Regions from separate parts of the Homo sapiens genome. Here all the other regions are linked to region 2. The links are chromatin loops, found by intact Hi-C in ENCODE. Cell type or tissue: PC-3. All regions are shown on one strand. Region 1 overlaps SULF2 (sulfatase 2). Region 2 has its middle 64 kb from the start of LINC00494. Region 3 has its middle 210 kb from the start of PREX1. Region 4 overlaps LOC107985436 (a long non-coding RNA gene). Region 5 overlaps SULF2 (sulfatase 2). Region 6 has its middle 180 kb from the start of LINC00494. Region 7 has its middle 54 kb from the start of LINC01523.

Region 1 (4,000 bases), 620 kb after region 2:
ACAACACACATGTACAAACTCACAGTGTCTGAGGGTCAGAAGCCTGGGCCTAGCCCTGCAGGGTCGTCTGCTTAGGCTGAAATCAAGGTGCCGGCCAGGGCTGTGGTCTCATCCAGAGGCTTGACTGGGGAGCATCTGCGTCCCTGCTCATGGGGCAGGTCAAGTGCAAGCAGAGGACTTGAACCCATGCAGTCTGCCTCCCAGACTGCTCACAGTCTAGCTGCTGATTTAGAGTGGCTTGCTTCTTCAAAGCCAGCAAGGGGAGAAAGAAACCAGAGCCAGACTGCTAGCAGGATAGTAGTTGACTATCTCATAACACAACCACGGGAGTGACAGCCCATCACCTTCACAACCCACTGGTTGGCAGCAGGTGCAGGTTGGTCCACACCCAAGGTGAGGGGGTCACATTAAGGTGTGATCACCAGGGACAGGGATTCTGGGGACCACTGAGGCCTGTCACGGGCCTCCTTGGTCATAGAGCAAAGAACTAAAGGGGTGAGGGACGGTGGCCCCTGATCTCCAGGGAAAGGACATTCCAGGCAGAGAGGATGGTAAAGAAGAAGGCCCTGAGGCTGCACTGTGCCTGGGCTGTCAAGGAACAGCGAGGAGCCAGTGTCTGCCCCAGAGGTTCAGGGGAAGGGTTCAGGAAGGGCCAGGATTTGGGCTGGCTGTAAAGGGGGGGTCGCCTTCACTCAGGAAGTGGGGACAGGAAGGGCAGGAGGGGGACAGGGTGAGGCTGTCAGCTCACGGCATGAGCTGAGACACAGAAACTAAGGGGGGGCGAGCACAGAGTGGGGGTTCAGCTGAATCTGGGCCGCAGAGGGGAGCTGCTGAGGTTGAGGTGCCAGACTGCAGCTTCCATACCTGCAGATGTCAGCCTCCCACAAACTGCTGCCCACCTACCGCTCCCCACCCCCCACGCGAGGCTGAGGCACCACCACCTGAGTGACTGAGTCCCCGATCTCCTGCCTCCCCCAGGAATCCCCACATCGTCCTCAACATTGACCTGGCCCCCACCATCCTGGACATTGCAGGCCTGGACATACCTGCGGATATGGACGGGAAATCCATCCTCAAGCTGCTGGACACGGAGCGGCCGGTGAATCGGTGAGGACGGAGCAGGGCAGGTGTTGAGGGGGCCGGGACATTGACCTGCGGGAACTCAGAGCAAAACCCTGTGGGTCTAGAACGTGGGGTCTCCAAGGGTCGGGAGCTGGGGTTCTCAGGTCCCGCCATGCCAACCACTTACCTGCTGTGGGAGAGAAGCATGGTCCCCTCTCCGAGATTCTGTCTTCCCATCTGGAATGTGGCCAAGGTGACCAGTTGGGGACCTTCTCTGAGCTAAAATTACCCAAAGCTTGAAATGATAGCAGCAGTGATGGTAGGAGATGGTGCTAACTGCACGGCGCTTGTGTGTGAGGCCCTATTCTAAGTACTGTGCAGGGAAATCTAGGAATTTGATCCTCACAGTAACCCAGCGAGGTGGACATTATCATCATCCCCATTTTACCAGTTTGGAATCTGAATCCCAAAGCGATTGAGTGACGTGTCGGAGGTATCCCAGCAAGTCTGGATGTAGCTCTGGGAATTCAGATGCTGACTCACCACGCCCCATAACTTTAATGCTGGAGGGTGTGATGGGAACATATTCCTAGGTGTCCAGAGAGGCAGAATAGGAACCGTGAGGGTGAGCAAGTCAGACAGGTGGGAGGTGGGCTGAGTCAGGGCGGGGAGGCTGGTGTGGCCGCAGCGACATCTGGTGGCCAGCGCTCTTAACAGCCACCAGGTTCCTGGCCTCCAGGTGCTACTTCAACTCCTGGCTTGCACCTCTGGCAGCGGAGCCCTTCCCCTGTGGCCTCCCAGAGGCTCCAGCCAGGCGAGCACTGTGTGCCCACATCTGGCTGCCCTGTAGGGGGACCGTGTCCATTGAGGCTCCTCCCCTGACTGTGAGGCCAGGCAAGCTGTAATGGTATAAAATGGACATGTTTGGGGACACTGGCCTGGGAGCCAGGACACCTGGGGGTCAGGGGACAGGGTGGAAGCTTCCCCTCTCAGCTTCAGAGTCCCCATCTAGGAAATGGAAATGACCAGGTGGCACTGGATGAAACATACAAATTACATACATGCAACTGCAAAGCACCAAAGAAGAAAATACTCCCAAAACCCAATGCAATTAACCTGACATCAAGGCAACCACTGCGCCTGACACTGAGCTCAAGACAGAGCTCAAGACGCCAAACCACTGCGCCTGATGCTGAACCACTGCGCCTGACGCTGAACTCGAGATAGAGCTCGTCTAGTGCCGGGGGAGTTGCTGGGCTTCCTGGGAGGGGCTTGAGATGTGTGTGCGCGCACACACACACACACACACACACACACACAGTTACTTGGGTGGGACTTACAGTGATTTTGACCTGGGTCATTTCTACTGTGTGTGTCTCCAGACCCAAGTCTCTGGGGAAGGGGTGGCTCAACTCAGAGGAGGGTGGGCAATGCTCTAGTGCCCAGCTGGGCACACTCACCACAATTGCTGTCCAGGCTGACCGTAAACCAAGGCTGACTCCTGGTGCCGTCCCTGCTCCTGGGGGAACGGGGGGTCGTGGGAAGCCCTCATGTTGCTGAGAAGCAGGAGCCGTGCTTTTTTCCAGGTTTCACTTGAAAAAGAAGATGAGGGTCTGGCGGGACTCCTTCTTGGTGGAGAGAGGGTGAGTGCCGGGTCCTGGGAGGGACACCCCTGCCCACCTCCCTCCCTCTGCCCAGGAAGCTTCTGTAGCCCCACCGCATCATGCTATTCAGGAGCTGCCCATGGCTCTGAAGTTGGTCCAAAGGCCCCTAAACACAAAGCCCATTCACTGCTCCTATAGACACAGAATTGGGGTCTGAGGTCACGTGTACGCTTTTGGCATGCTTTGTCCAGCCTCTACAATGTCTTCAATTTATTTAATTTATTGCCAACTCATGCAATTTGGGAAGTTTCTTATAAAATTCCAATGTCTTAAGTTTCCTAAACATCAGAAGACCCGGGCAGGTGGCCCTGCGCCCTCCACTGTGAGGAAAAGCCGGAGCCGAGGGGGCACCCCTCTAGGTGGGCACACATGCCTCCGGGGCTCCTCCAGAGCTGAGAGGCCGGCCCCGCGGCTCCTGCTCTCTGCCCCATAGCAAGCTGCTACACAAGAGAGACAATGACAAGGTGGACGCCCAGGAGGAGAACTTTCTGCCCAAGTACCAGCGTGTGAAGGACCTGTGTCAGCGTGCTGAGTACCAGACGGCGTGTGAGCAGCTGGGACAGGTAAGAAGGCTCCCTTCCCTCCCAACGGCTCCCCCTCCTGACTGCAGCCGGCCCTGACCTGCGAGGCTCTGAGAGCCGCTGAGCCAGCAGGGCCAGGGCCTCCCAACGGGTAGTCCTTTGCTGCCGTGTGGTGCCCAAGATGCTGTTTGGTGGTGCAGGATGATGCTCACAATAAGTGATTCATTTCTCAGCAGCCTTTGGACCCTGACCGTGTCAGAGGCCAAGTGTCCCGTGGGTGTGTGTATGCCCTTAGCGCCTCTCTAGCCCTTGCCGATCTCTCTTGCACGAAGGCCCCAGCAGGAGTTAAATTATTTTATTTTCACCATATTCACTTTGACAGTATCCTCTTTGTGACTGGTTTTCCTTTTATAGGAGTAATAAGACATGGCTTTTTAAAATAAATATAGGTAAGGTTTTAAAAAGTGAATTGATTGCAAGAGAAATATTAAGGAAATTATGGCCAGGAACAGTCCGTGGCTCATGCCTGAGGTCCCAGCTACTCCAGAGCTGAGGCGGGAGGATGGCTTGAGCCCACGTGTTGGAGGCTGCAGTGAGCTATGATTGCGCCACTGCACTCCAGCTTGGGTGACAGAATAAGACCCTGTCTCTAAAAACATAAGAAAAAAGAAAATTATCTGGGAAGTATCAGAGATAGCCAGAAACTGACATGTTTGGGAAAGCCTGAAGGAGGCTTTTCTGAGGCTGGAAAGC
Region 2 (4,000 bases):
TTGACGGTTTTGAAACCAGATGATCCCAGCTTAGACTGAAGCAGCCATTCTCAAATGTTTAGGTGTGAAGACTTCATTCAAATGGAACCTTATGGAAAAGTTCTATTTGTCAAACAGATCAAAAACAAGCTGCTCTGGCTGAACTGGCGGTGAGGGCTCCATTAGACACCCAGCTCTGACTAACGTCCCCAGAGGAACCTTCTGTCCACCTTAAAAATTCCGTAGGAACCATTGGTCTAGCTGGTTGGGGCAGGCCTGCCCCAAGAATACTCAGTGATAGGAGGTGTCATCAATGACTGACTTTAAGAAAAAGCAATTTTCCCCCTGCCCTCACCACGAGTATAGACTTGGGTGAGCCCCAGGTTAAGGCAAGGAGGATGGAAAGCTTCTGCAGCGTCTGCTGCAGGGCCTTTCTCCTTCCTCCCAGCTCTCCCTGTTCTGTCCCTACCCTGAGCTCTGCTGTTCCCCAGAGACATGCCTCCATCAGCCAGCCAGAAGCCCCTGCTGAAGGTGGACTGGTATGGCTCATTCAGCCATCCTGCCTAGAAGTTGCTCAGTTATAAAAGGGAAAGAAGGAAAACCAAAAAGGAAGGAATCTCCAATGCTGGAGTTTCATACTCAGGGCAGGCTGGTGGGGAGATGGGCAGCCTTGCTCCATGCTGGTCACTGTGAGAGAGGCCTGGAGTGTTCTGCTGCCCCGAGGTGCAGAGATGGAGATGGGGCAGAGGCACTGGGTCCCCAGCCATGCCTCTCTCTGTAGTCATGAGCTTCTCACCTCCTGCTGCACAGACCTGTGGTTCCACTCAGATCCCAGCACAGAATTGCACCTGACATTGGGTCTCCTGGTTCTCGGCAGCTGGATCTGGTTCTGTCCCTGTGGGGAGGTGGCTGCACCTGCAGGTCCTCCCGGGATCCTGACTGATGCACAATAGACAAATCACCATGTGAGGAAACGCTTCAGGGAGGAGGGCGTCTCCACTCCCCAACAACCCAGCAAGACAAATCCAAAGGGATCCAGGAGAACGGAGCTAGCAGGAGCCTGCTGCTAAGGAGAACGAGTCGAGTGTTCTCATGTTTCTGAGGTTATCTAACAAGATGCACAGACTCACGTGGGACAGACATCATTTCAGGGCAAAGATGATACGCTGAGTGTGGGTTGGGTATTTGTGGCTTGAATTTTCAAAAGCATTTTAGGTGCATAGAAAACTATTCTGCAACAAACCATTTCACAAAGGATATCAAACTTTACAAGCACAGTGGAAGCTTCTAGTGTAACTCTCCACCATCATGTTTGCCTCCCTCCCTCTGAGAATCACACCTGAACTTTAGGTTTACTATGCTCGTGTATTTCACTTTCACTGCATTTTCATGTATGACCACTTTTCCAGTTTATTTTAACCTCTGTAGAGTACTCCACGCCATGAGCTCCAGCTGGTGGACATCCGGGCTGGCTCTGTGTTTTTCATGATCACAGACAAACAAAGCTGCCATGAATGTTCCAGTGCCTGGGTGCATGTGACACACTTGGGGCCAATGAGATGCAACAGGCCTTTTATTGTGGCTTCTGAGAGCAGCAGAGGCTCTTTTCTGCCGGGCTGAATCTGTCCTCAGCCATGACAGGAGATACTCTCTAAGAATGGTCCTGAGAGGGAAAAAGAAGAGCCAAGAGGCCAGGAGACACTCGTCCGGACCTGATGACATCATTGCAGCCTCTAGATCCAGCTGTGCCTGCAACGAACAAGGCATTCCTGGCACATTTTAGTCACCTGATGTAATAAAATTCTTTCATTTAAAGCTATTTAACTCGTTTTCTGTTGCATGCAACCAAGAGTGCTGACTGATTAAATCTTCCAATTATATGATGTTTTTACTTTAAAAGGAGTATTCAGTGCCTTCACCTGAAAGGAGCAATAATGGTAGTATTGAAGGCACACAGCAGTCCAGTGGTACTTAGAGGGTCCCTAAAATTATACTGTGTGGCCGGTTACTACTCAGTCCTTAGATTCAGCTGGTTCAGCAAGAAGAGTCATCAAGCTATCAGCTCTCTTCCCTCCTTTCTCCTGAAGGTGTCCTTCTTTACCTTTAAGACAGAGCACCCAACTAGCTTTGGCTGTTTTCAATTAGGCCTTCAGCTAAGAAATGGAAGGAAAATTTAAGGCCAGAATCATCGGAATGCGATGACGTGTACTTTCAAAAATTTTCCAGGAGGAGCCGACCTCATTCAGGACTTTGATGCTGGATTGAGTGCTCTGGTTCCACTCAAAGCTTAAGAATGCTTGACCTCTGATCTGTTAAGGCCTCAGACAAAGGGCAGACAATTACATGCAGGGAGAGAAAAATAGTTTTCTGGTTACAAAGATAATTTTTAATTGTTCTGCAATTGATGATTATCTAAATTTGAGTTTTGGTGTTTTTTTGTTGTTGTTGTCAACGTAAAGGAGTGAAGGATCCCACCAGCCTTCAGGCCTTGCTATTTAAGCAGGATGAACTAACACCTGCAGAATAATATCTGCATCTGTCACTGCTTAGTTGGATTTCAGGCCATGTCCTTTCGTCTTGCTAATCAGTTTTCCTGATTTCCTGGACTAATAACTCTTTCTCTGGTCTCCATTAGCTGCACATGCCATTTCTCTTGTAAAGACCTTTAAGTTTATGTTCTTATTTAAAGCAACGTTTGATGGACACCAGGCTTGCTTATTGAGTGTGTCTCTGACCCTAGGTCAAAGCAGAAAATGGGATTTTTGAGAAATGTCACTGAGGTCATGGTCGCCAGGATCAGCATAGTGAGCACAGACCCAGGGCTCAGAGGGCTACAGCAGGCAGCAGGAAACATCGTGGTGGTAAACTCCCGGGTCCTGTCTGAAGTCAAGTACCAAGGAGAGAGAATGGAAGCTTGGCAGTTCACTGAATTTATTCCAGAAGGCGAAGCTTGCACCTTCTCCTTGGTATTTGACTTCAGATAGAACCCAGGAGTTTACCACCACAATTCAGAGCTGACGAAGGACTGAGTTTTTCTAGATGAAAAAAAAAAAAGTTACCAAAGTGATTTGCACATTGTAGAACATTTCAATTCACAGATTTAACATCAGAGGCTTTAATGATTTGTAAATGACTCTGTGTGTTAATTGGGATGGCTTATGGGCAGTTAAAAGATCCCCAAATCTCAGCAGCTTAAAATAAGAAACAGCTAATTCTCTCAAATGCTATGTTTCCCTTCTGTGAATACAGTGGTGTCTGCACATTGTATTTGCTCAGGGCCCCAGCCTTCATCTTGACACATTTCTAGAAAATCACCATGACAGGTGGAAGCTAAAGTGGTTTAATGAACATTGGCTCAAAAATGATACACGCTGCTTCCACTCACATGTCTTAGACAACACCAGTCACATGACTGCACCAAACGGCAAGGTGGCAGGGAAGTGCAATTCTACCAAAAGGCAGGAAGGAAGCCCTTACATATTTAGCAAATAGCACTGATGGCCACCATACCCCATCACATGCAGCCATGCCAAGCTTGGCTGAGTCATGAATTTGATTCCCATGCGGTCAAGCTCGGGGGTGGAACAAGACCTCTCGCCTGGTGATGAAGGCTGGCCTCCCACTCAGTATTTGCAACCCAGAAAGGTTTGGACATGTCTCTCATCCATGTTGTGTTCAAATAGATAAGAAATTGATTAAAAATTCAGATTCTTGGTGAACGATGATCTCTGAGCAGAAATCCAAATTTCCGTATTAGAAATGGAGAAATCTAAAAAAAAAAAAAAAAAAAAAAAAAAAAAAAAAAAAAAAAAATTCAATGGTCTTAGCCAGAAAAACAAAACTGTAAAATGTGAATGTAACCAAGATTAATGAAATGGATGAGACCGCATTATATGCTGAATGGAAGCTTAAAAAACCATTTATGAGACTGTTTTGGTGGGGCTGCAGCCTGTGAAATCGCTGCATTTTATGTGAGATGTAATGTAGACCACAGAACTGTTCACAGAGAGTTCCCAGTGGT
Region 3 (4,000 bases), 320 kb before region 2:
TCACACCTGTGAATAGCCAACTGCACTCCAGCCTGGGCAACGTAGTGTGGTCCTGCCTCTTAAAAAAAAGATTAAAGAAAAAATCAGAAGCTCTGGTCACACTGGTCCACATTCCCACCTGGCTACATGTCAGCTGGAGCTGAGGAGCGGCTGTCTTCTTGAGGAGGGTGCCAGCTCTCCAGCTCCCCGGAGCCACGTGGTCCGAGCACTCATCCGGCCTGCTCACGCTGACGGCCAGATCCTTAGCTCTGGACTTGCCATGGCGATGTCAGCTCGGGGAGGACCTGGTGACCCGGAGTCACTGTGCCGTCCAATGGAGAATCAAGGGGCAGGCGCAGCCCCGCATTGACGTCTCTCGGAGCCTCTCCTTCTCTGCTCCTCCAGGATGAGGGCAGGGCCCAGGTGGTTGAATTCCTCTGAGCCTCAGTTTTTTCATCTGTCAAAAGGTGCTGACCCAGAGATGGCCCCTTGGCGTGGACTGCAACAGAGGCCACCCAGGAAGTGGAAGGTACGATGGGGTGTGTTGACCGCTTTATGATTTTATCTAAATAACTGTTGGTGTACTTCCTGTCCACCTTCCCCCCAGCAGTAAGAGCAGGAACCACACCCCTTCCATACTGTAGCCCAGGGCCAGACAGTGGTGAATCACGGCTAAATATTAATAGAAGAAAGCAGGGTTAGCACAGTGATCAGAGCGGGGGGCGCAAGCCACACCCATCTGTGGCCAAGCGGGCCCCTCTAACCTCTGTGTCTGCCACGTGGGTTCATTCATGGGGGGCTGGACTAGGACCTTTGAAGTCAGACACCCTCGCCTGCTCCTGAATCTGTCAACACCTGATACTTGCTGAGTGGCCATATCTGAGATTCTCTGTCTTTCTGGGACCCTCAGCTTCCTTCTTTGAGAAATGGAGACTTTACGCCCACCTGGCTGCCTTGCGGGGGTACCAGGAGTCTCCTCCAGGGCCCCAAAGTGGAACTTCCCGGGATAAGTGTAGTGCCCTGTCTGTCCAGCAGGTGGTGCTGGGGACCGCGTAGTGCCCAGAGGCTGCTGTTCCCCGGGCTCCAGCACTCAGACCGAAGGCTGGCTCCTGGGTGCAGGTATTTGGGACAGAGCCAGCCTGGAGGCGGGGCCTGGAATCGTCTGGACAATGGGCACTGGCGCTATCCCTCTCCTGGGCTGGGCTTGCCGTGAATATTTTCTCTTTTTTTCTCTCTTTTTAAAAACTTTTTAAAATTTGTCTCTTTCTTACTTTCGTCCCCCTCATTTTCTTTCTCTCTCTCTAAGCTTTTCTATATTTGTCTTTGTCCCATAACATATGTCTGTGAGCTTGACTCGATTTTTCAATTCTTTCCTTTCGGGGATCTTTCCCTTCTCTCTTTTCTCTTTTTTCCCTTCCTCTCTTCTGATTGGAGGAGAAGGATATGAAAGGCCCTTATGCACTGTAAAGCGGGGTGCTTACGAAGCTTGTGACCAGAAACCCACAGTCACTGGTGCACCTTTGTGGAAGTGACGGCCACTAGATGGCGCTGTGGGCCAGGGCGCCCCGCCTAGCCTTGCGGGCCTCCTGCCCAGAGCTCCTGGGAGGCTCCCACTGCAAGCCTGGAGCTCGGGGTTTGCAGGCAGGGGAGGCCGAAAGCCAAGCCTGAAGCTGCCTCCCTCCGGGCACTGGTAGCGTTCCCTGGAGGGCTGGAGTGGGGCAGGGGTGGTTAGGAGAGGGATGCTAAGGAAATGCCTCCGCTGCCAGCGCCTTCACCAGCTGCACCTCCCATTATTGCAGCCAAAGTTTGCTCACAAGGACAGTGGCTGGATTTGAGCCCAGGCCGTGTGGCTCCAGACCCTGAGCCCGGGGCTCTGTCTGGGGTGTGGCCCAGGGGCAGGTCCTTGGGTGCGTGAGGGTGGCTTGGCTCAGCTCCTCTCCCTGGGTCACTGCAGCGGCCCTGTGCTGTTCTGTTTTCCCATCCCGAAGTCCTGAGGGTCTCAGCAGAGGGGCCCAGGATTCAAGTCCATCCACTCCCAGGGCGGGTCCCTAGCCAGCCTCTGCCCAGCATGTGGGGTGGGTGCTTCCCTGTCCTCCTGCTTCCTGCAATGTTTCCCTTCCAGCACTTTCCAGGCTCCAGTTCCCCATGCTGGGCTGCCCGAGCACCCCCACCCTGCAGCTGGCCCTGCTGCCCTGGCTTCCACCTCCAGATCCTTCTTGCCATGTCCGCTCCAATCAGAGCCAACCCACCCTGTGCCCCTCCCAGTGGCTCTGCTGCCTGCTGGACACATGTCACCGCCACGGGGCTGATGGGTAACGGGAGATGCTCTCAGGTCCTGATTTGTGCTTCGCCAGAGCCCTCCTAGAGCTGTAGGTGATGATGGGCACTTTCCAGACACTGGCAGGGCTGAGATGAGCTGCTCCAGGGACAGGAGGTTCAGAGATGAAGAGCTGGAGGAGGGCCAGCCCTGCAGGGCACACAGACTTGCATTGCTGGCTTTTGGCCCAAACAGCTCTTTGAAAAACAGCACAGGAATGGCCCCGGTGGGTGGTATCTGTTTTCATGGTGCGTGGCTGACACTGGAAGACGATGGACCCGTGGCTGCTGGGTATCAGGGGAGGGGAGGGGGCCTGGGTGTGGGATGCAGGGCTGCCCTCCTTCCCTCACATCCCCTGCTGTCAGGAAGAGGGCAGGGGGTCCTGGGGCACTGAGGCTGGGGAGACATGAGGGCTGTCACATCTGTGTCCTATCCAAGCCAGATCCATGTCCTGTTTGCAGAGTCTTGGCCATAAAGAGGGACTGGGAACACTCTGCCTCACCCTCACCCTCGCACCCTCCTCTGATCCATCTGGGTCTGTCTGGATGGCAGAGGCTCAGAAGGTCTGACCCTACCCGATGGTGGAGGCTCAGAATGTCTGAGCCAGAAAGGACGTCGACGAAAGTCTAGAGCCAGGTGCCCTGACTCACGCCTGTCATCCCAGCACTTTGGGAGGCTGAGGCTGGAGGATTGCTTGAGCGCAGGAGTTTGAGACCAGCCTGGGTAACATAGTGAGACCCTGTCTCTATTAAAAATAAAGAAAAAAAATTAGCTTGGGGTGGTGGTGCAAGCCTGTGGTCCCAGGCTGAGGTGGGAGGATCACCCGAGCCTAGGGAGGTCGAGGCTGCAGTGAGCCATGATCAAACCACTGCTCCGCTCCAGCCTGGGTGATGGAGTGAGAGACTGACTCCAAAAAGAAAAGGAAAGACTCGCCTTCCTCCTCCTGATTAACAGGTGAGGCAGATCCCCGTGCCCCATAGGGACTGCAGGGACACTGATGCTTGGTGCTGATTGAACCCCTACTGTGTGTCGCAGGCTGTGCACATCACCTCACTGAATCCTCACGAGAGCCCTAGGGGGGCACCATGGTTGTCGCTGTCCTCCCACTGTGGAGCTGAAGGAGCTGAAGGGGGAAGGCGCTCCCCGAGGGGCACGCAGTCAAGGAGCCTCTGAGCCGGGATTTGTCCTGTCCCAGGTCCTGGGTCCCCACCCGCAGCCCCACTCGCTGCTGGCAGAAGCAGGTCACCAAGGAAAGACCCAGGGGGCTTCCCTCTTGGGGCTTCCAGTGTATTAAAAGTGAAGGAATGCCAAGAAAGGGCTATAGAAACCACGGGCTGGCTGAAATGTTGAAGGAACAAACGAACTCTTTATCGTGGTGCTGTTCAGGAAATAAGAACTACATTGACTTTGTAAAAGTACGTTCATCCCAGGTGCATCTGGGCGTGAGGACGGGAAGGAGGGGGCTGTAAAGATGGGGATTAGGGCTCGTGGGTCAGTGCCTGAGCTTTGTGGCCGGACTCCCTGGGTCCGGATTCCTGGGTTTGGATTCCTGGGCAAGTCACTTGACTCGTCTGTGTCTCGGTTTCCCCATCTGCAGCATGGGCTCCCAACCGCATGTTCCCGGTGTCGGGGTTGGAGGGGCAGGCAAAGCCTTTGATCAGCGCCAGGCTGTGGGTGACTGCCCCAAGGGGGCTACTGGGTCCT
Region 4 (4,000 bases), 280 kb after region 2:
TGCCTTCCCCTCTGTGGGCTCCATTCTTGGGCAGCCTCTCTTTGTGGCGTGGCGTGGCTTCTGGCAGATCCAGCAACTCCCATAGAGATGTGAGTTTCATATCCCTCAGTTTCCATGGGAGAGCTAAGTCTCATTGGCTCTGACTGGACCCCTTGGCTATCTCATTGAGCCAGTCTCTGTGGCCAAAAGGGCTGGAACACTCTGACAGTTCAGTCCCAAGTTAACTCATGCCACTGTAGAAAAGCCCCCAGTCTCAGATTTCGAAGAAAGATGTGACTCTTTGTAAGAGCTGTGTCATAGGAAGGGGGAAAGCACTCACCAGTTTCCTAATAGAGCAAAACGTCACTTGTAATCTAGGGTCCTGATTAATGCAGAGACCAAACCTAGGAAAGATCTGGATGCTGGAGTCTACTGTTTGAGGACTTCACCTCTAAGACCTCATATAAACATCCTTTCAAGCTTTCTTCTATACCCAAGGCCCCTCCAACCTTTGCCTGGAGAGGAGAGACGGTGACTCTGGTGAGGAACAGGCTGAGCGGCAGAGGGGCGAGCAGACCTCTTCATTGTGGATCCACGTCTTCGTAGAGGCTTTTGAGAGGATCCTGACCACATGCATTTGGAAGAGGTCACTATATTTTTTCAGTAAAACATTTAGGATCTGTAAAGAGGTCACGGTGTTCGGCTAGGGGATAAAAAGAACTGAGAGTTTCTTTGCCAGTTGGGATTTTTAACTTGTAAAATACGTGGCTTGAAATTCTGTTTATTTGGCTGGGCGTGGTGGCTCACGCCTGTAATCCCAGCACTTTGGGAGGTCGAGGTGGGTGGATCACTTGAGGTTAGGAGTTCGAGACTAGCCTGGCCAACATGGTGAAACCCCATCTCTACTAAAAATACAAAAATTAGCTGGGCATGATGGTGGGCGCCTGTAATCCCAGCTACTCGGGAGGCTGAAGCAGGAGAATCATTTGGACCCAGGAAGCAGCAGTTGCAATGAGCCGAGATCACACCACTGCACTCCAGCCTAGGCGACAGAGCAAGACTCTGTCTCAAAAGAGAAGATAATTGGGAAATGTTATTTGAATATTTAAGTGATCAAGTTGAGTATGCATTTCTAGGGGATCTTGGATGACGTAGAGTCACTGTGCCTCCTCTCCAGGCAAACCTTTTAGGGGTCTTGGGTACACTTGGGCATAGAAGAAAGCTTGATGTTTTGCTCTATTAGGAAACTGGCAAATGCTTTCCTCCTTCCTATGACATAGCTCTTACAAAGAGCCACATCTTTCTTTGTACAATGTCACTCCTGCCATCTCTCCAGTCTCATCTTGTGTCACTACCCCACCCCCATTCCTACCACTCCACATTGGTCTCCTTTAAGTTTCTCGTGTGTGGCAAGTTCTGTACACAGATGTCCCCTCCATCTGGGATACCCTTTCTGCCACACCTTCAGCCAATGAGCCTATTCTTATCCTTCTGGGCCAAACTTAACTGTTACCTCCTCCAGCAAACTTCCCCTGACACCTGTCCACCAGGCTTTCCTCTCCCTCACCCCCAGGATTCTCCACCTCACTTCATGTTTGTTTCATTCCATATGTGTCTATGGAGTACCTACTCTATGCCAGGCACTTTCTAGGGGCCAAGACTACATCACTGAGCAAACAGACAAACATTACTGCTCTCACAGAGTTTATATTCTAATAAAGAGAAGAAAGAAGTAACCCAAATAATAAGGAAACGTTATAGTTTATTAGAGGGTGATGAGTGCCATGGAGATCAATATAGCAGGAAGGAGAAGAAGGCTGAGAGGATGCAATTTAACAGGAATAGGGAGAAAAGGGCTCCTTGAGGAGGCAAACTTTGCACATGGATCTTAGGGAGTAAATGATACAGTCATGCAAATATCTGGAGAAAAAGTCCATGCAAAGTATAAAATAAATAAAAACAGTGCCAGGTTGGAAAGGGAGGGAGTCTGGAGTCAGTGGCAAATATTCAAATATTCCCCTCTTGATGTCTCAGCAGACAATGAGGGACACATTCTACATGGTTTCTGAGAGGGTCTCCAGTGGATTGAGCCTAGTTGTCCACCTGTGTACCCAGTTGTCTATTGGTGCATAGCCAACCACCTCAAAACTTTGTGACATAAAACAAGAACCAGTTTATTCTGCTCGTTGACTCTGTGAGTCAGAAAATCAGATAAGACATAGCCCTAATGTGTGTGAGGCCTCTGCTGGAAAGAGTTGAAATACTGCCAGCAACTCAAATCACTAGAGGCTTGAATCATGACAGAATTCTTCAATCACTTGTGTAATGTCTGCCTGCAATGGCTCACAGATTAGCCTTGGCTAGGACTCCCCAGCAGAGGGCCTAAATGTAGCCTCCTCACGTGGCTTGGGCTTCCTCCCAGCATGGCAGACTTCAGGCATGGTAGCTCAGGATTCCAAGAGCAAGTGTTTTAGCAAATAAGATGGAAGCTAAATGATCTTTTATGACCAAGCCTTGGAAAATCACATAGCATAACTTTTGCTAGCCGGAAGAGTCACAGGAAAGGAGAGGGGGCATAGAGCCCACCTCTAGATTGGAGGAGCATCAAACATCTGCAGCCATATTTTAAAACTGCCACACAGTAACTAACTCAAAATGCATCCTTGTATTAGCTTCTTCTCTTTCTCTATTTCACTATTCCCAGTCCTTCCATTCCAGTTCCTGGGATTGCTTCCATAATCTATCTGAACCCAAGCCCTTGACTCAGGCTCTGCTTGTGGGAGAACCCAAGCAAAGACACTCCCCATAGCTTCAACCTGAAACAATTTGGGGACCTTCCAGGTTTGCAAGATGTGGTTTGGTTTAGGCATAAATGAGTTCTAAGTTGAGTTCACTTCGATTGGAATTTCTAATGGTCATTGGAGCAAAGGAAAACACCCCAAAATCTGACATAGTCACACACTCTTTCTTTCATAGGACTACTTGGGTTTTCCAGTTTTATTTCTCTCCCCCTTAGCAGCTGCTTACTTTTACTGGACAGAATAATTCATGGGAGAGCTTTATAATAACCTTTAAATTCTCTACTTTATGAAGAGAAAGAACAATAATAAATGCATGAATATTAACACAGGTGAATGTTTCCCCTCTCTTTTGATTTGGCTTCATAAACCCTGTGACATGGCAGGATTTGGATCAACTCAAATTGTATCAAATCTAAGTGGTCTCACTTTTTAAAAGTCCTCTGAGAATTCACATATATTTTCTCTACAGGTGATTCATTTTTCTCCCATCCACTTTGAACATATAAAATTCAGAATATATCAAGCATAGCATCGATTTATTTCAAAATTCACCATTAACTAGGACCATTTTTAGACCCTGTGTTCTTGCCCTTCCCTAAAAGTAGCCTGCAGCATTTTCATAATAAAAAGCAGTTAGCATGCTTAAAATCTTGAATGAATTAGAAATTATTTCCAAGAAATCCATGGTCGATTTATAGGCAATAAGCTTTTTTTTTTTTTCATTTGAGGTGTGCTTTACAAAAGCATTTTCCTACCTCCTTCAACTCTGGGTGACGGCTGTTGATTCCGATTGTGGCTGAAACCATGATGATGAAGATAATAATGATGCTGCTGATGGCAGAGGTGGTGATGGTGATGATGAAGTTGATGCTGCTGCTGATGGTGGAGGTGATAATAAAGTTGAGGGTGATATTGATGATGGTGGCTGTGTTGGTAGTGATGGTGAAGGGGATGGTGATATTGATGGTGATTGTGGTAATGATGAAAGTGAGGGTGATATGATGGTGATTTGTGGTGGTGGTGATGATGAAGGTGGTATTGATGGTGGTTGTGGTGGTGGTGATGATGAAAGTGATGGTGATATGGTTGATGGTGGTTGTGGTGATGATGAAGGTGATGGTGATATTGACGATGGTTATGGTGGTGGTGATGATGAAAGTGATTGTGAGATGGTGGTTGTGGTGATGAAGGTGATGGTGATGATGAAGGTAATGGTGATA
Region 5 (4,000 bases), 570 kb after region 2:
TCAGGACACCAGTGATTGGACTAGAGCCCGCTCTGATCCAGCGTAACTTCATCTTACAACACCATGTTACAAACACGGTCACCCTCACAGGTACCTGGGCAAGGACTTGAGCATATATTTTGGGGAACACATTCATCTCGTGACGGCTGGTTTCTTTCACACATTAAACCCCGCCCCCCCCCATAAAGGCTGCAGAGCCGATGTCAAACTGAGCAAACCTGCCGCTCTTCCCCTCTTCACTGCCCCAGCTGTGGTCCTGGGTGGGGAGCAGTGTGGCCGCCCTGAAGATCAGCTCCATGCGTAGCCTTCCCTTCCCAACCATGGTTTCTCTCAAGGAATCTCCACCTGCAGTGGGCGTTGAAACAGCTGCAGGGTCAAAAGTGAGGGAAGGGTGACTGTGGTGACAGACAGGCACACCCTGTCTCCTGGGCCTCAAGAGGCTTCCGGGGGTTTCAGAGTGCATGAGACCTTTTGTAGTCCTCTCCTAGGTGCTAGCTGTGACTCCCTGAACATTCTGGAATGAGTTAGGCTGGAGCCAAATGGCCCAGTACCGTTGCCACTAGCCACAGGGAGCTATTTAACTTTACGTTAATTACAATTAGCATTTCAGTTTCTCAGGTGCACTAGCCATGGTTCAGGTATTCAGTAGGCGCACATGGGTTCTGTACTGGATAATGCACATAGAGAATGTTTCCATTGGCACAGAAAGGACTCTTGGACAGCAGGAGAATAGAGCCTATGGCTGGGCCTGTAATCCCGGCACTTGGAAAGGTCGAGGCAGGAGGATCTCTTGAGGCCAGGAGTTTGAGACCAGCCTGGGCAACATAGTAAGACCTGTATCTTTACAAAAAATTTGAAAAAAAAAAAATTAGCTGGACATGGTAGTCCATGCTTGTAGTCCCAGCTACTTGGGAGGCTGAGGCAGGAGGATCACTTGAGCCTAGGAGTTTGAGGCTGCAGTAAGCCATGATCACACCACTGTACTTCGGCCTGGGCAACAGAGTGAGACCTTGTCTCTAAAAAAGAAAGAAGAATAAAGCCTAATCAAACAAAATCTTTTGGGAGTGGGGAGTGACACACAGCACTGAGAAGGGGCAATAAAAACGCAGGGGGTGGTGGCTGTCGAACTTTAGGTGAGTGCTTTCCGTGATTCCTCATCTGTAATCCAATCTCCTCCTCCTCATCCCTGCACTCACTTCCCCTTATGCTCCCAGTACCTTGATCTGTCTTCCCAAACCTTCCTGGGTCTCGGGTCAGGGTCTCAGGACAGGTTCCTGTTCTCCGAGCAGCAGACACCATCCATCCCGGGGCCAGCAGGTTGTGCCAGCCCACACAGCGAGTCCTTTGGGAATCCATCCGTGTCGCAGGGGATTTGAGCAAATGAAGGGAAACCGAGTTCCTACACCGAGGCCGGGAGCGGGGCTTCCTCTGTCATCCCTGTGTGAACCCGTTCTAGCCTGGGGGCTCCAAATGCATAGAGGGCTGGCAGGTAGCCCAAAGCAGAGAGGCAGGCTGGGTGGGGAGGGGGTGCCCAGATTTCAACTGTGGACTGTTCACTCTACTTTTTAAGAATGAGCAACTGAAAACACCGGGCAGGCCCACAGCAAACACACCTGAGGGATGGATTGGTCTGCAGGCCACCGGCTTGCAAACTTCTTTCTAAGCTGGTGGTTCTCAAGGGAGCACACCGCCCCCTAGGGGTTAAACTCTGTGACTGCATTGCCGGTGATGGTGAAGGATTTGACTTTGCTGGCTTCCTGGGGGCGGAGACTAAGAAGGACTTTGATGTCCTGCTCTGCACAGCAGAGTCCACGTGGCCCCCACATTGCATTGTATTCCACATAGCTTCTGAGTTTCCTACCACATCACTCATATGGGTAGATTATTTTATGTTTATTGTCATCTGAGTCTTGAACCTACGTCTATTTTATATGTAAATACTGGAGGGTTTTTGCATATTCCCAGGAATGTACGGAATAAGAAAATGGAGGCAATATTATACTTGAGTGCAAAACTTTCCCAAGAGTCATTCCTTATTTCTGAAAGTCCCATCCCCGATGACAGTGCTACGCCAAAGGATTTGAATGGCAAATGTCGCCCGCCCACCCAGCTGCCCTTGTAATTGTCACATTCCCAGTGAATCTGTGTCTAGGTGCAGGCGTCTGCCTGACTACTGTGTTGTGCCTTCTTGATGGATGTGCTGGGGGAATTTCATATTGAAATTTATCTTCATTATAAATTGCTTTCCTTTTATTTTCCCTGTAGATTGCAGTTAGAGCATTATATTGATTTTGTGGAAATGACATGCATAGGTAGCTTTTGTTACCTATAAATTTCCTTTCAAGAAAACAAGGGCGCTCTACAAAATATTTGTCATAGAAATGGGAGGTCAGTCTGATGGCGCTGAGAACAGCTCTTTGAAAGGTGCAAGTAGTGTCAGATTCCTCCAAGGCGATAATTAAATATCCATTGAGTGACAGGCCTTGTTCTGAGGGTCTGTTGTGGATTTTCTCCCCCTCCTCTAGTCCATCCCTCTGAACAAAACCACACTTTAAAAGGCACAAGACAGATATTTAAGACACAGCTTGTCCTCGTGGTGACTCAGCAGGCAATAAAACCTGTCACTAGAGATGGAGCCCTCCATACCCAGCTAATTGAGTTTCCAGGGAATGAATGGGCCTCATCCTCATTTGCAGGAGCTGCAAGACCCTTCTAGGGAGCGGATGGCTGGAGCCAGCATTTAATTAGGCACAGGCAGCCCGCCCTCCATGCCACCAACACCCAGAGCTCCGCCTGGCCCTGCTACAACCAGTCAGCAGGGCCTTGGTGTCCCCCGCAGCCCAGTCTTCCTCAATAGCCACAGCCTCACTAAAAACAGGCAGGCGGAAGACAGGAATGCATGGAGTGGCAAGACAGAAGCAGCTCTCGCCTCTCGCCCTGGCGATCTGCTTGTCCCTGTTTGTCCCCAGCAACTGGCCATTCCTTCTCCCCACCCACAGCCGGAGGACACTTTTAAAAATTGTAAACCTGACCACATCACTTCCGGCTGAAAACCTCCTACGGCTGCCCACTGCTTTTTGGATAAACTGGCATCTCCTCGCCAGGGCTGCCAAGACCTTGTTTGGCCTGGGTGTGCTCACCTCTCTGTCCACATCTCCTATCTGTCCCTTCCTTGGTGACAGCACTCAGGCTGCCTAGCCTCTTTGTTCCTCAGAACTTCCAAGGTCCATTCCTGCCCCAGGCCCTTTGTATGTGCAGTTACCTCTGTCTGGAGCACTGGCCCACAACCATTCTGGTACAAGCAACCGGTTTCGTGGAAGACAGTTTTTCCACGGACTGGGGGTGAGGGATGTTTTGGGATGATTCAAGCGCATTTCATTTAGTGTGCACTTTATTTCTAATATTATCACATTATAATATGTAATGAAATAATTATACATCTCACTATAATGTAGAATCAGTGGGAGCCCGAGCTTGTTTTCCTGCAACCAGATGGTCTCACCCGGGGGCAATGGGAGACAGTGACAGATCATCAGGCATTAGATTGTCATAAGGAGTGCACAACCTAGATCCCCCGCATGCACAGTTCACAACGGGGTTCACGCTCCTATGATAATCTGCTGCTGATCTGATAGGAGGCAGAGCTCAGGCAGTGATGCAAGTGATGGGAAGCGGCTGTAAATACAGATGAAGTTTGCTCACTCGCCTGCCACTCACCTCCTGCTATGCAGCCCAGTTCCTAACAGGCCACAGACCGCTACCTGTCTACCTGTCTGCAGCCCAGGGGTTGGGGATCCCTGGTCTAGAGCGTTGTTCACACACTGCGGAGAACTTCCTCCATCCATTCTCTCTTCCTTCCTGCCCTTCCTGTGTCGGTTAGTACTCCTCAACCCTCTCATTCTCGACCATGACACCCGGCTTTATGTTCTTCTTAGGACTTCTCGCCCCCTTGAAATTATCTTGCATGTTTGTGAACTTTTTTTTTTTTCTTTTTTTTGAG
Region 6 (4,000 bases), 120 kb after region 2:
TGAAAGAGAATTGATCTGGGAAGAAGTTTTTCTTGGTATGAGTCAATGTTATTCTTGGTCAGGGTCTAACTCCCTAAAGTCATCTTTGAAGCCCCAGCAGTTTTTTTTTATTGTCTTCCCTCAATTTCCAAGGAAGAGCTGATGTTGGAAGAATTGGGAGAACTAAGAGGGTGGGACATTGGGCCTTTTTCCTCCTTTTACCCTTTTCCTCTTTTAACTAAATAGCTTAGTGTCGATCCGTTTTCATCATGGACGTTCCCACAGACTTTAGATTTTATTTGACAAAAGAGGTCTGTGGCTCTAAAAAAAAAATGTGTCTGGAAACTATTGGTCTCAATCTGGGAAGATGCTGCTAACTTTAAGATTCCAGGATTCGTCATAATCATGATTATTCTCATTCTCAAAGTAAACATACCCAATTTCCTTCTGTTTTTTTTTTCTTTTTTTTTTTTTTTTTTTTTTTTTACAATTTTAAATGTTTTTCAGACCAAATTTTCCTTGCTTCAAATACGCTTCCCTTTTTTCTTGTAATGAACCCTATTTTCCTGGGCGAGCCACCCCTCCTCCACTCCCTGTGCAGGTAGTTTTGTTGAGTCCAGGGCTATGATGTGACCTGGGTCTGACCAATCAGAAGTCTCTATCCCATGACCACAGTGATTGGTTAAGATATGCACATGTGACCCAGTTAAAGTTACTAAAGGCCAATTCTCAGGTATCGGCCTCAGTAACTGCAGGAGCAGTGCTCTCTTTCCACTGCAGTTGCTGAGAAGTTACGATGCTGAGCTGGAGCAGCCGCTGGCCACCTTCATACGAGTGAACATCTACCCTAAAATATAGCCAACTCAGGGGAATGCACAGTTTAAAAATAGAGAAAAAGAGCCACATGGTGACATCCTTTGAGTTCCTGGATCCAGCCACACCCAAAGCAAAAATCCCCATCCTGCTTCAAGTCTGTGATTCAATGAAACACTTGGTTGGATTAAACCAACTGGGGTAGGATTTTCTGTCACTTGCAACCACAGAATCCTGATGGATACAAGACACTCTTTCTCATAGAGCCTCTCTTGAAGCTGCTATTTGATTACTGCATGGTCTTCTAAATAGTAAATATAAAATATCACACTTGGAAAGAACCCAACTTTTAGGCCTTTGGTGGGTAGATTTTTTCCTGAGGATTCAAGTCAGCAGCCTAGAGACCATCGTGTGTCAAGGTCTTAACCTCAGACACTCGCTCTTCTTTGTTACTTTAAAGCTGTCTAATGTAGAAACCCCTGAGATGCTGCTCCATAGACATGAGAAGACAGAGTCCTCGGGCCCTGCGCAAGGTCTGAGGCCCATCACCAGCTCAGCTTCTGCCCTTTTGCAAAACACTGGTCTTTTTGTCTCTGATGATGTGAGTCCATTGCTCACATATCTGGCTGTTTCATCCAAAAAAAAATATTTTACTTTTGGCTTAAAAGCCCATCTCAACATAAACATCGGAGCTCCCGAATGTTGCTCTAACAGCTTGACAACTCTGTAGGTGTAGAGCTGGCTGCCCGCCAATCCAAATTTTTCTGCTTCTTTCTTTTAATATAAACAGAGCCTTTGAAGAACTGTGGATTCATTGAATGAACAAATGAACTTGTTTACATAAAACATGCAGGAGGAAATTTCCACTGTGCTTCAACATATAATTTCAGTCTGTTTTTGGATGGGCTGGTGCATTATGGAGATTGTTTTTCTAGACCAGGATGCTGTCCTCCATATGGTGGCCTCATTGTTCACTCCAGTCGGTAAGTTCAAGGTTTAGCTATGAGGGGAGAAGGGGTACAAAATTAAATTCTGCTATGTTGGTTCACAAAGAACAGACTCGAGTTTGGAAGACCCCTGACCAATTATAGGAAAGAAAGAAATGGAAATGTGTTTTTTTCTTAGTGTATGATGTTTTATAGAAACAGAAGCAAAGGTCTTCTGGCCGGCTCTTCTGACCCTCCACTCCAAATATGCACCCTGAATCTAGTGATTTACATTAATTTGTAGAAGTTAAAACAAGCGAGGAGGTCGCTCAGGATGGGTTGGGTAGGATGATTAATGATAGTTTTATGTCATTTCAAGAAAATAAACATTGCTTTTCACAGGCTTTGTGTGCAGCCCTATGAATCATCTCTTGGTTAATAAAGAGGCTCCTCCCATCACTCTATTTGCTGGTGACAAATCACTTTAGGAGGGGGTGACAGGAGTTTTCAGAAAATGCCTTGTGTGATGATGTGAAATCCAGAGATAGAATATGCCGGTGGAAAGTTCAGGGAGGATGAGAGGGTGTGTATTAGTCTGTTCTCATGCTGCTAATAAAGATACACCCAATACTGCATAATTTATAAAGGAAAGAGGTTTAATGGACCCACAGTTCCACATGGCTGGGGAGGCCTCACAATCATGCAGGAAGGCAAATGAGGAGCGAAGTCACTTCTTACATGGTGGCAGGCAAGACAGCTTGTGTAGGGGAACTCTTCTTTATAAAACCATCAAATCTCATGAGACTTATTCACTATCATGAGAACAACGCGGGAAAGACCTGCCCCATGATTTAATTATCTCCCACTGGGTCCCTCCCATGACACATGGGACTTATGGGAACTACAATTCAAGATGAGATTTGGGTGGGGAAACAGCCAAACCATATCAGATGGTGTGGGCATGAGATGCCGGTGGTGGGGGATGTGTGGTATGGGGAGGTCTTGGGAGGAGGTGGCCATGCCAACACACCCTTGGAGGATATTGGTACATCCATGGGTCTGCAAAGGTCTCACACATTGGTAATCACCAAGGTGGATGTAGGAAATGCTCCTGTTTCCTCCCCTATTGTTACCAATGAGGACTTTTTATCATGAGTTGATGGCGAGCTGGTTTGATCAGTAGTTGGAAGCGGTAAAGTCTACTTATAAAATATATAAACAAGCCCTCTTGCAAGGAGTTACATTTTATTCTTTATTTCCTGTGAATGGTTTATAAATTAATACCTCTAGGATGCTACCTTCTGGGACACCAAAATCAAATCACAGAGTTCTTTAAAAAGTCTTCACATTTCAGCTTCAGCTAAGGGCCTACTTGTGCTCCTCCAGCCAAGCCAGATAAAAATTTAAATGATGATAATAATAATAACAGACTACATTTAGTGCCACGCACTGTTCTGAGCATTTCTGCACTTTAATTCAATCATTACAACAACTATGTAAGGACCACTTAGTCCTATTTTGCCAGTGAGGAAACTGAGGCACAAGCAAATTCAGCACCTGGCCCACAGTAATGGATCTAATAAAGGATGGAGCCAGGATTGGAACCTGAGTGGATGTTAGGGCCTTAGATGAGATTGAAAAAAAAAAAAGAGTGAGCCAAGAGCTTCAGTCTTTACTGAATAAAGGGGACTGAGTGGGATGTTTCCAGATGAGGGGCGGAGAATGTTGGACGGGAGTTAAAGACACATGGCAAGAGCTTCAAGCAAGATGTGCTTTTGAAATAGGAAGAAGGAAAGTGATATATTGATTGTCATGAAAAACAGAGAGGGGGCTGACCCTGCCTCTAGACTTGGAGCGCCTGAATTGTGAGGGAAACAAAGAGAGCTTCCTTGGAGAGGGGCTGCTTGTCCTCAAAGAGAGTCAGATTACAGGCAAGGCTGGTCCGTGGAGGGACTGGGAGAGTCATCTGGAGATGTTAGGGAGAAGGGGGGATTGTTGATAAAATAATTGTCTTAAAGATTTTAGGAGGCAGAGAAGATAATAGTGGACGGAAGGGTCAGATGAAGCAAAAATTAGGAGAGAGGGTAAAAAATTGTGTTGATAGAGACAAGAACTAACTTACAGATAAAAGGAATCTCTCAAGGAAAAAAAAGACAATGCAGCAAGGGAGCAATACAAATACCGAAAATAATAATTCAAAAAAACTTCCAAAAACAAAACCTTGGAAATTATTTGTTAAAAGAGCAGGCTGCATCCTGTGAATAGTGACCCATCATGACCAA
Region 7 (4,000 bases), 370 kb after region 2:
AAAGTGCAGCTTCCTCCACAACAGTCTGTGGACAAGGCAATTCCTTGAACCCCTTTGCTTCAGTTTCCACATCTGTGTCTTCCTAGGCCTCCTACTCCCCAGGCGATCGCATCCTGACTGAAGCCTTTACATACTCATTCTATGCTGAGCGTTCTAAAATATTTCAGTCCTACCCCAACTTCTTCCTGAGATCTCTACTTGTATATCCAACTGCCCACTGGACTCCTCAAACATGATCTTAACAAAGCTGAACTCTTGTTCAACCTCAGGCCCCAAAATTATTCTTCTCACAGTCTACCCCATTTCAGCAAACGGAAATGTCACCATTCCAGTTACTCTGGCTACAACCCTGGGTGTCTTCTTAGCTCCTCCCTTTCTCTGGTTGCAGCACCAGCTGAAAATAAGCAGCCAGAAGAACTGCCCAGCGGAGCCCAGTTACCCCACAGAACCATGAAAGATAATGAAATGTTTGTTGTTTTGAACCACTAGTTTGTGGTTGTTTATTATGTGGCTCTAGATAACTGAGACATGGTGCTTTCATAGACAAATGTTTTACCTACATCCTTGATATGAACTACCAGCTAGGTCTTCAAATGTGCCTGCTTTTCTATGTCCCAAACTTCAGGGCTAGCCTACCATAAGAACAGTTTCTCTGCCACTCCTGGATAATACCTCTACGATTACTTAACATGTTTTTTTTTCAAATGGACTATAAAAGTTGGATCATTTGTATAATGTAGCCTGCTACTAAGAACTAGTAATACTAATGATGGCTGTGCATATTGACTGAGCACTTACCATGGGCCATCCATAGCTCTAAGGGCTTTCCATACGGTCGCTTGTCTAATCTTTACCACAGCCCTATGAGGAAGATATTATTATTGTCACCATTTTACAGATGATGACAATGAGGCACAAAGAGGTTATCCAAGGCCTCACAGCTAGAAAACCAGGGAGGTGAGACCTGACTCGCTATTGTCCAACTCCAGAGTCTAAATTCTCAACTACCTCTCTGAACAACAACAATAACCACTGGTATCTATCGACTTCTTGCTACATTTCAGACACTTTCCTAGCTCATTATTGATTTCTCCCCACAGCTCTTGGAGGTAGGTCTATTATTATATGCATATGCATATAATAATAGGTGAGGAAACTGAGGCACAGCAGGGCTGAGTCACGCAGCTGAAAAGTCCATGGCAGAGTCAGGATTCAAGCCCAGGCATTCAAGCTGCAGAGCTCACACCCATCACCAGTCCCCTGTGTTTCAGTGAAATAACATTCAAATACACCCATAACCATCAGATAGCAAGATTTTTCTTGCTGTCTAACTCATTTCATGAGCCACCACGGACAGGCAGATCACAATTTGGGAAGCATCTTCCCAGCCTCAGGTGCCTCCTACCTGGGGCCCCAGTCTACTCACCTGGGTGGCCTGCCAGATGCTGGTGGGGCTTTATTTCCATCTGGGGGCCCCTGCACACCCTCCATACCTAGCTGTCCCTGGATGCAGGGCCCTCACTGCTTGAGGCTGTGCCCACCCAGGACCACATCCAGCTTCCGGGGCTCCTGCCCCTTCTGGCCTGGCCCCTCTCTCCTACTCCCTCAGTCCAGGACTCTCGTGCTGACAGCCACCCTCTTAACTGGAGATGAGAACACCACTGGCATCCACATTCCACCTGGATTTGCATAATCAGGCACATTTACTGCCCTCACTCTGTGCCATAATTACTGACTTGCTTTGCATTCGACACTTTTCAACTCCATGCACGTCCCTTCTCCTTCCTGCATTTTTAAGGTGGTTATTACAGATACGGCAGACTTGGCTTTCCCAGACATGACTCTGGCTTTAAAAATGCAAAAAGATCAATGTCCTACTTTATGTAATTATGTCTGCCCCTAGAATCAAAGGAAGAGCAGATGGGGCACACTTTGGAGTCAGCAGACTTTATAACTAGGGGAAGAGTTGAGGCCTGTAGTATTTTCCACAGCATCATCTGCTCCCTAAAATCACACAAATCCCTCCTTGTCCCCTAGAGAGGGGTAGAATTTCCTGGTCCCTGTGAGTCAGACAGGACTCCTGGGCCAGGATTTTCATGACATCTGAGTCAGAGAAGTTTGCAAGGGGGAAGTAATCCAATTGGCTATGGAAAAAAAAAAAAAAGCAGTGTTCAAATTCTCTAGAGCAGGTTTTTTTCCCCCAAACTTTTGAAGAAGGATCCATTATAAGACACGAAGTTTTCATCAGAACATGAAATAAATGTACACACACACACACACACACACACACACACACACACACACACAGGATGTTAGGAAAGTTACAGACTAACAACAGATGGAAGAAACAAAGTATGGGCCTTCATTGAATCTTTATTTTAAAAAGTAGCTCAAGAAAAGTTTATGAGATAATCAGGAAAATTTGAACGTTGACTAGATATTTGATAATATTAAAAGAATTATTGCTTATTATTTGTAGGCAAGATACTGGTATTATATTTGTGTTTTAATATGGAGTCTTTCGCTTTTAGAGACACATACTAAAGTATTATGATAAAAATGATACAAGGTCTAGGCCTCAAAATAATCCAAAAGAAAATAAACTAGTATAAGGTGACATAGAGATGAAATGAGATTTACCACGCATGTTAAAGCTGGGTAATGGGTAAATAAATGGAAGTTTCTTACACTTTCTCCTATACTTCGTGTGTATTTGAAAATACTCATAATATACTTTATATTAATTAAATTAAAAGACCTGTGGGGGAAAAAAACTACTGGATCAAAACTCCTAAATAAATCAAAGGAATTTCCAATCAGATAGTGTTTGCAGTAATTATAGCAAGTAGTGTTTTAGAGTGTACTCTCTAAAACAAGACTATTTGGGTTTGAATCCTTTCTTTGACACTTACCAGCTGCATGGCTGTGGGCAAGTTACCTATCCTCTCCCTGCTCCCATTTCCTCCTCTGTAACTTGGAATAACAATAATAGTATCTACATGCTGGAGCTGTTAAGAGGATTCAACGTGTTAAGTGCTTAGAGGTGTATCTAGCACAACAATCATTATCCCAGTAGTAGTCATAGTGGTGGAAGCAATAGCGCCAACAGTACTACGCAGTATTCAGGAATCTTTTTTAATATTGAAGTCATCCAAAAAACATGCTGCAGCTCTCCCTGGCTTTGAAGGCATTAAAAAAAAAAACCTGTAGACAAAGTTAATTTAACAGAGGTTATTTGGACAAAGAACAATTCAAGAATCAGGCAGCACTCAGAACCTGAAGACATTCTGAGGGCTCAACTCAGCAAGGTGGAGAGCAAGTGTTTATAGACAGAAGATATAAATAAAGTAGAAAATTAACTTGATTGATTACACCTAGGCATTTGCCTTATTTGGACATGGTCTGACCTGTTGGCTACTTCTGATTGGCTGAAGCTCAGCAGTTTCTGATTGGCTGAAACTTGGCAGCTGGTGATTGGCTGAGATCTGGGTATCTGTTACAAAAAATCTACACTCCTAAATTAGGTTTCAGTTTGTTTATATACTAAGTTAGGTTGCAGAGCTTTATGGAAGAACTCAAAGTACAGAGAAAGCCTCAGGCTAATGACCTCCTACTTATTTAATTTAACAGAGTTAATAGGGTGTAAGTGGAAGTGAGGTGTGACAGCTTCTTGGAATGTTCCTTGAAAAGAAACCTGATGCTTTGAGCCTTTTTGACTTCATACCTTCTTTCATTCTGGTTGCTTGGGGGGCAACACGTCTGGGGCTGAGGCTAGAGCTGGAGCTGCCATCTTGGACCATGTACTGTTCCTGAGAATAGAAGCCACACCTGGCAGGGAAACCCGAATGAAGAAATCAGGTCCCTGGGTGCTTGGTCAACTAGTGCCCACATGCCAGCCTTGAGCTATCGCCCAGACTACCACGTGGGAGAAAAGTACATGCACGTCTGTTCAGATGTCTGTGACTGGGAGCACTATTACTCACAGCAGTAATCGGGATCA

What was found. Hi-C counts contacts between places; a loop is a spot of excess contacts. Peaks named below come from ENCODE experiments on the same cell type or tissue, not always from the same donor. Only the 100,000 strongest peaks of a DNase experiment are listed, where the experiment ranks them.
Region 1: a loop joins it to region 2, with 10 times the contacts of the local background. A loop is called at or near these places in 18 of 110 quality-filtered maps.
Region 3: a loop joins it to region 2, with 9 times the contacts of the local background. A loop is called at or near these places in 14 of 110 quality-filtered maps.
Region 4: a loop joins it to region 2, with 4 times the contacts of the local background. A loop is called at or near these places in 3 of 110 quality-filtered maps.
Region 5: it touches region 2 in a loop (4-fold over the local background); 13 of 110 quality-filtered maps call a loop at or near these places.
Region 6: it touches region 2 in a loop (2.9-fold over the local background); 6 of 110 quality-filtered maps call a loop at or near these places.
Region 7: it touches region 2 in a loop (7-fold over the local background); 2 of 110 quality-filtered maps call a loop at or near these places.

Annotation. Positions count from the first base shown.
Region 1 is chr20:47,675,783-47,679,782 of GRCh38, reverse strand. SULF2 (sulfatase 2) reads left to right here. Exons shown (of 21, transcript NM_001387048.1): 8 at 979-1,107; 9 at 2,649-2,705; 10 at 3,160-3,289. Among named protein-coding and RNA genes, the nearest start is that of SULF2, 110 kb to the left of the region's middle. RefSeq lists an enhancer at 496-996. In PC-3, CTCF peaks have their summits at 1,541, 1,756 (motif pointing left) and 3,314 (motif pointing left); a DNase peak (open chromatin) is centred at 1,732.
Region 2 is chr20:48,293,865-48,297,864 of GRCh38, reverse strand. No RefSeq gene overlaps it. Among named protein-coding and RNA genes, the nearest start is that of LINC00494, 64 kb to the left of the region's middle. RefSeq lists enhancers at 983-1,727, 1,728-2,471, 2,472-3,217. In PC-3, a CTCF peak has its summit at 2,056; a DNase peak (open chromatin) is centred at 2,154; H3K27ac peaks cover 714 bases.
Region 3 is chr20:48,618,182-48,622,181 of GRCh38, reverse strand. No RefSeq gene overlaps it. Among named protein-coding and RNA genes, the nearest start is that of PREX1, 210 kb to the left of the region's middle. RefSeq lists enhancers at 1,139-1,198, 2,021-2,729, 2,765-3,265 and a silencer at 1,499-1,628. In PC-3, CTCF peaks have their summits at 777, 985 (motif pointing right) and 1,522 (motif pointing right); DNase peaks (open chromatin) are centred at 631, 1,021 and 1,621; H3K4me3 peaks cover 2,026 bases; H3K27ac peaks cover 2,383 bases.
Region 4 is chr20:48,010,917-48,014,916 of GRCh38, reverse strand. It overlaps LOC107985436 (a long non-coding RNA gene), which reads right to left. Exons shown (of 4, transcript XR_007067623.1): 2 at 3,536-4,000. Among named protein-coding and RNA genes, the nearest start is that of LINC01522, 23 kb to the right of the region's middle. In PC-3, CTCF peaks have their summits at 2,165 and 2,367; a DNase peak (open chromatin) is centred at 2,236; H3K27ac peaks cover 1,960 bases.
Region 5 is chr20:47,723,241-47,727,240 of GRCh38, reverse strand. All of the region lies in intron 3 of SULF2 (sulfatase 2), which reads left to right. Among named protein-coding and RNA genes, the nearest start is that of SULF2, 60 kb to the left of the region's middle. In PC-3, CTCF peaks have their summits at 1,498 and 1,699 (motif pointing left); a DNase peak (open chromatin) is centred at 1,700.
Region 6 is chr20:48,178,389-48,182,388 of GRCh38, reverse strand. No RefSeq gene overlaps it. Among named protein-coding and RNA genes, the nearest start is that of LINC00494, 180 kb to the left of the region's middle. In PC-3, no CTCF peak of the experiment used is centred here; DNase peaks (open chromatin) are centred at 1,558 and 2,148; H3K4me3 peaks cover 510 bases; H3K27ac peaks cover 2,374 bases.
Region 7 is chr20:47,927,620-47,931,619 of GRCh38, reverse strand. No RefSeq gene overlaps it. Among named protein-coding and RNA genes, the nearest start is that of LINC01523, 54 kb to the left of the region's middle. In PC-3, no CTCF peak of the experiment used is centred here; a DNase peak (open chromatin) is centred at 2,069; H3K27ac peaks cover 2,911 bases.